2 separate regions of the Homo sapiens genome follow, and region 1 is linked to region 2. A link is a loop called in an ENCODE intact Hi-C map of the cell type or tissue named here. Cell type or tissue: mammary epithelial cell. All regions are shown on one strand. Region 1 overlaps CYP4A11 (cytochrome P450 family 4 subfamily A member 11). Region 2 overlaps CYP4A22-AS1 (CYP4A22 antisense RNA 1).

Region 1 (2,500 bases), 240 kb after region 2:
ACTGTGCCCAGCACATTTTGATGAATGGAAAAGAATTGAAGTCCCTGTTTTCTCTACAACAGAGTGCCCATTCCGGCCCCTCAAGCTATCTTTGGCACTGAAACTTTCCTACTAGTCCCTCAGAACTAGCTCAGCTCTCAGAACACTGAAGAGTCCCCCATTATTTATCCCAGAACAACAATAGCAATACAATTTTCACAACCATATGTCCTAACTGAATCTCAAAATTCAATACTTAATCCATGCTATTGTGAGAGGATCTGTTGAATGTTGTATTAAAAGTGTGTGAGAATTAGGCGTCAGTTTACCAACACTGGCTTTACAGTCTCAGTTTCTACAATGCATCTGCTCTGTAAAGTGAGGAATCCCAACCAAGATATCTGCATGCTACAGGAAAAAACAGGATATCTGCAGGTACATGAAAAAGCCAGGCCTTATTAGCAAAGCACTTCTTGGAGATTAAGAAGGTCCATGCCCCCTCCCACCACAGGACAAATGGGAAGAGCTCCTTGGCCAGGATTCCCCTCTGGAGGTCTTTCAGCACGTCTCCTTGATGACCCTGGACACCATCATGAAGTGTGCCTTCAGCCATCAGGGCAGCATCCAGGTGGACAGGTCAGTGACAACCCTCCAGCTGCAGGGCCCTTGTTCTTATCAAGTGGAGTGCACATACCTGAGGGGCAGGTGGGGCAGCGTGAAGGCTCACCGCCACACAAAGGAAGAGTCAGTCCCTGACCAAACTCTAATTCCAGTCCAGACCAAACAAAGTCTCAGGAACAGATGCCTAATTCCTAGCACAGGTGGACCCTGGATGTTCATACCATCTGATAAAGGCCAAAGGATAATAGGGCTGTAAGATAGAAGAAACATTGCCTCAAGGCTGCTTGTCCCCATTATCCGAGGCTGCCTCCTCTCAGACCCCATTCTACTTCCGGGTAATGGGCCCACCCCTACTGCAGTCCCTTCTTCATACTCTCCCTCAGGAATTCTCAGTCCTACATACAGGCCATTAGTGACCTGAACAACCTGGTTTTTTCCCGTGTGAGGAATGCCTTTCACCAGAATGACACCATCTACAGCCTGACCTCTGCTGGCCGCTGGACACACCGCGCCTGCCAGCTGGCCCATCAGCACACAGGTTCTGTCTTTTCCTCTTGTCTCCCAGCCTTTCCCAGGCACAGCGAAAGAACTTGCCCTGACTCCTCAGCCAGAGAAGGCCCCTAGTAACCCTGCAGAACGCAGAACACACTCAGCCTGGGGAATTCCCTTGCTCAGGGGCTGGGAGCTGAGATGTGAGGGGCCAGATTCTGTGCCTTGGTTTATCAATGTCCCCACATGGAGATAACTGAATGAGACCCTGTCCAAACAGCATTCAAGAGGAGCCTCCATGAACTGTGCCACTGGCGGGAGGGGTGCCCTGCCTCACACAGTACTAGAGCTTCCACCCCTGACCCTGCACCCACACTCACATTCATGCTGAGATCTACCAGGCACCCACACTGGGGCAGTTGGGCAGCTAGGCCTCCTGGGGGCTGCTGACGGTCTCAGCTCTGCCTGGTAACCATTGTTCTGGTACAGACCAAGTGATCCAACTGAGGAAGGCTCAACTACAGAAGGAGGGGGAGCTGGAGAAGATCAAGAGGAAGAGGCATTTGGATTTTCTGGATATCCTCCTCTTGGCCAAAGTGAGTATGTGTAGGAGAGGCCTGAGTCTTTGCCCAGAAGTACATAGCAAGAGACAAGCCCTGCATTTTCACCACGGTCTTCCCAGATGGAGAATGGGAGCATCTTGTCAGACAAGGACCTCCGTGCTGAGGTGGACACGTTCATGTTTGAGGGCCACGACACCACAGCCAGTGGGATCTCCTGGATCCTCTATGCTCTGGCCACACACCCCAAGCATCAGGAGAGGTGCCGGGAGGAGATCCACAGCCTCCTGGGTGATGGAGCCTCCATCACCTGGTGAGTGAGGGCTCAAAAGATGGGGTTCCCTGCCTTCTCCACAGGGGCCCCTGGTCTGCCCAGGCCTTGCTGGTGTTCAGGATGGAATTGTTTCAGGAACCACCTGGACCAGATGCCCTACACCACCATGTGCATTAAGGAGGCACTGAGGCTCTACCCACCGGTGCCAGGCATTGGCAGAGAGCTCAGCACTCCCGTCACCTTCCCTGATGGGCGCTCCTTGCCCAAAGGTATGAAGTTCCCCCACCCTCTCACCTAAACTCTCCACAGGGACGTGTGGAGGGTGAGAAATCCATGTGTGCATCAGAATTCTGCACATCTCTGGGTCTCCCTTTTGTTCTAAAAAAATCAAAAACATACTTTGTACTTGGGATAAAGAATTTGAAAAGTCTGGCTGAGAGCTTGAACCCACCAAAAGTTCAAGAAATAAATGTTAATCTCTGAATGTGGCCTTGGGTCAGTAACTGTAAAATTCTATTCCCTGAGATGTGCAGGGCTGGAAAGAGAATCAGACAAGGGCAGAGAGGGATGTGTTTCT
Region 2 (2,500 bases):
TGAAATGGGGAGATAAAGAAGCCAACAGTGTTTGCCTTTGCAGAGCATGCAGTCCATTTGGAAACATGCATGTGGGAAAGTGGGGAGGGACCCTGTCAAGCATCTAAGAGGAGTGGTGGCATTTGCTGTGTCCACCTCCATCCTTCCCACTCACTACTCAGCACCTATAGCCTTGTCGCTCTCCCCAACACTCTGCTGAGACTGTTGTCACCAAAAACACTATTGTCCGGCTCCCTGTTGAAAGGTAAGATGGTCTATCTGATTCTTCCGCTCTCAGTATAATAGGATGATCACCATTTTATCTGGGAAGCTGTTCCTGACCACCTGCCCTCAGCTCATCAAGCTTCTGTGAGCCTGCAGGCTCACCCTGGTCATGCCGCCCATCTCTCTGAACAAGATTGTGAACTCTGAACTTTGTGAGGCAAAGACCACATACACCTCTTTATTGCAATGTGCAAGTGTCCTGGAATATAGGAGGTCTCCGAGAGCTATGTGTTGACATGGAGACCTTATCCCTTGCACTCAGTTACACTGCTTCCAGTAAAGTATCAACTTCTAGATCAGCGCCTTCAGCTCCACTCCCTCCTGCACAGCTCCACAGGTACCTCAGGTCCAAAATGGAATTCTTGATCTTTCACCAACCTGAGTCCTCTGTTCCTGTAAGTGGCATCCATTCACCCAGACCAGAGATAGGGGAGTCACCCAGAATCCCCCTCTCCCTCAGTCCCTGAGTTTCACTTTCCAACATATCTCCCTCCAGGTTCTTTCCAACACATCTCCCTCCAGGTTCAAGCCTCGATCTTGCCTGATGTTTGCAGCTGCCTGCTCCCTTGTTTTTATTTTTACCCCCAAGTTTTCCTCTACACTGCAGCTAGGGAGACCTTTCCTGCTGGAATACAGCCATTCACATCTGCGAGAGGAATCTAAACTCAAGGCAGGTGTAGCCTAGTGGCTATGTGCATGAGCTTGAAGCCAAATTTCCCTGAGCAAATCCCATCCTGCCAATTTTATATTAGTGGGATGTACCCCAACGAGGGTATATCAGGGACTGAATATGCAAATTAGGGATAAAATGAGGCCCATCTTATGAGGTTGTGGTGAAGAGTAAATGGATGTAAAGAAAGCATGCAGTATGCTCAGTGAATGACAGCCATCGTGATTTTCCTTTCCTTGCCTGCAATATCTCGAGCAGCCACTAGATGACTCCACCTCCTTCTCCCTTTCCAGTGCTGCCAACACTACTGCTGGAACTTCTGCCTCCCCTCCCCTCCCTCACCACACATCTCCATGCCCGTGTTGTTCATGTTTTTCCTTCTGCTAGCCTCACCGTCTTCGGGGCGTCTCCCTGACATCTTTTACTACATCTCACCCTCAGCTCTTGGAGGACGGGATGTCCCCACGAAAACTGGCATAGTGCCTGCATTGAACAAGTACTCAGTGTTTGCTGAATGAATGAATGTGGGTTAGTCAATACTAGCTCAGCTGCTTACATCACTTAGCCTCCCCGGGTCTCAGGATCTCCTTTTATCTGTGGTGACCATCCAATGTAAAGCCCTAGCATAAGACCTAGCATGCTTTAGACCCATGGTTGCCGTGCACAGCCAGCTGCCTGTCAATCATTGCCCATTCCCATTGCCCACTAGCCATTGTCCACTCTATGTTCACCCCTGTTACCTCACCCAGCTGAGGGTCTTAAACATAGTTTTACCTCTTCTCAAAGGTCATTCTTTACTTGGTAGGGTAGGGTCTAGAAAGAGTCTGCAATTTGGTTAGAGTCTAGATTTAGTTTGCAACCCAGCTGGGCTGGGTGAGCCCAGGCTTGGCTGATGGTTCAGCTGAGCCCAGATGGCTCCCATCTGCCTGGAAAGCATAGGCTCAGCCTCCCCCTTCCCTGAACCCCTACCAAGCATCCTGGCTGGCTGTGCTCCTGGTCCTCTTTTACTCTAGTCCAGTTCCTGTCCTGGCTTGGGCTGGGGGTAAGGGCACTTGTTTCTGGCCACTCCTCATGGATCTCTAGTCTCTGCCTCTGTCTTTGCCTGCTTGACCCTGGTCCTTGTGCCACTTACATCAATGTCCTGAAGCAATGACTATTTTTTATAGGACCGACTCTCAGGAGATGAAGATCCAATCACTCTATCAAAGAATATGAGCATTTCCGAGGCTCTTGTAAGGTACATGCTTTCTATTGTTTTCCTTAAGGGTTGAATCCATCTACACTTAATCAATTCCACCACAGTGTAAACAGTGTGTGTGGAGGGGCGTGGGGGTGATGGTGGACTAACAGAGGCTGAACACTTTCCAAAAACTTGTTCCCAAAGTTTATTGCTTTCTCCATATGTAATACCAGTTCCTGTTCTCTGTATTGGTTGCAATATCTTTTTTTTTTTTTTTTTTTTGAGATGAAGTCTTTCTCTGTCACCCAGGCTGGAGTGCAGTGGTGCGATCTCTGCTCACCGCAACCTCCGCCTCCCGGGTTCAAGCAATTCTCCTGCCTCAGCTT

What was found. Peaks named below come from ENCODE experiments on the same cell type or tissue, not always from the same donor. Only the 100,000 strongest peaks of a DNase experiment are listed, where the experiment ranks them.
Region 1: it touches region 2 in a loop (28-fold over the local background); 4 of 110 quality-filtered maps call a loop at or near these places.

What each region holds. Positions count from the first base shown.
Region 1 is chr1:46,933,638-46,936,137 of GRCh38, reverse strand. It overlaps CYP4A11 (cytochrome P450 family 4 subfamily A member 11), which reads left to right. Exons shown (of 12, transcript NM_000778.4): 5 at 491-615; 6 at 984-1,138; 7 at 1,579-1,685; 8 at 1,772-1,962; 9 at 2,059-2,192. Among named protein-coding and RNA genes, the nearest start is that of CYP4A11, 6.6 kb to the left of the region's middle. In mammary epithelial cell, a CTCF peak has its summit at 1,098 (motif pointing left); no DNase peak of the experiment used is centred here.
Region 2 is chr1:47,174,225-47,176,724 of GRCh38, reverse strand. CYP4A22-AS1 (CYP4A22 antisense RNA 1) reads left to right here. Exons shown (of 6, transcript NR_199717.1): 4 at 2,101-2,171. Among named protein-coding and RNA genes, the nearest start is that of LINC00853, 3.8 kb to the left of the region's middle. In mammary epithelial cell, a CTCF peak has its summit at 1,192 (motif pointing right); a DNase peak (open chromatin) is centred at 1,324.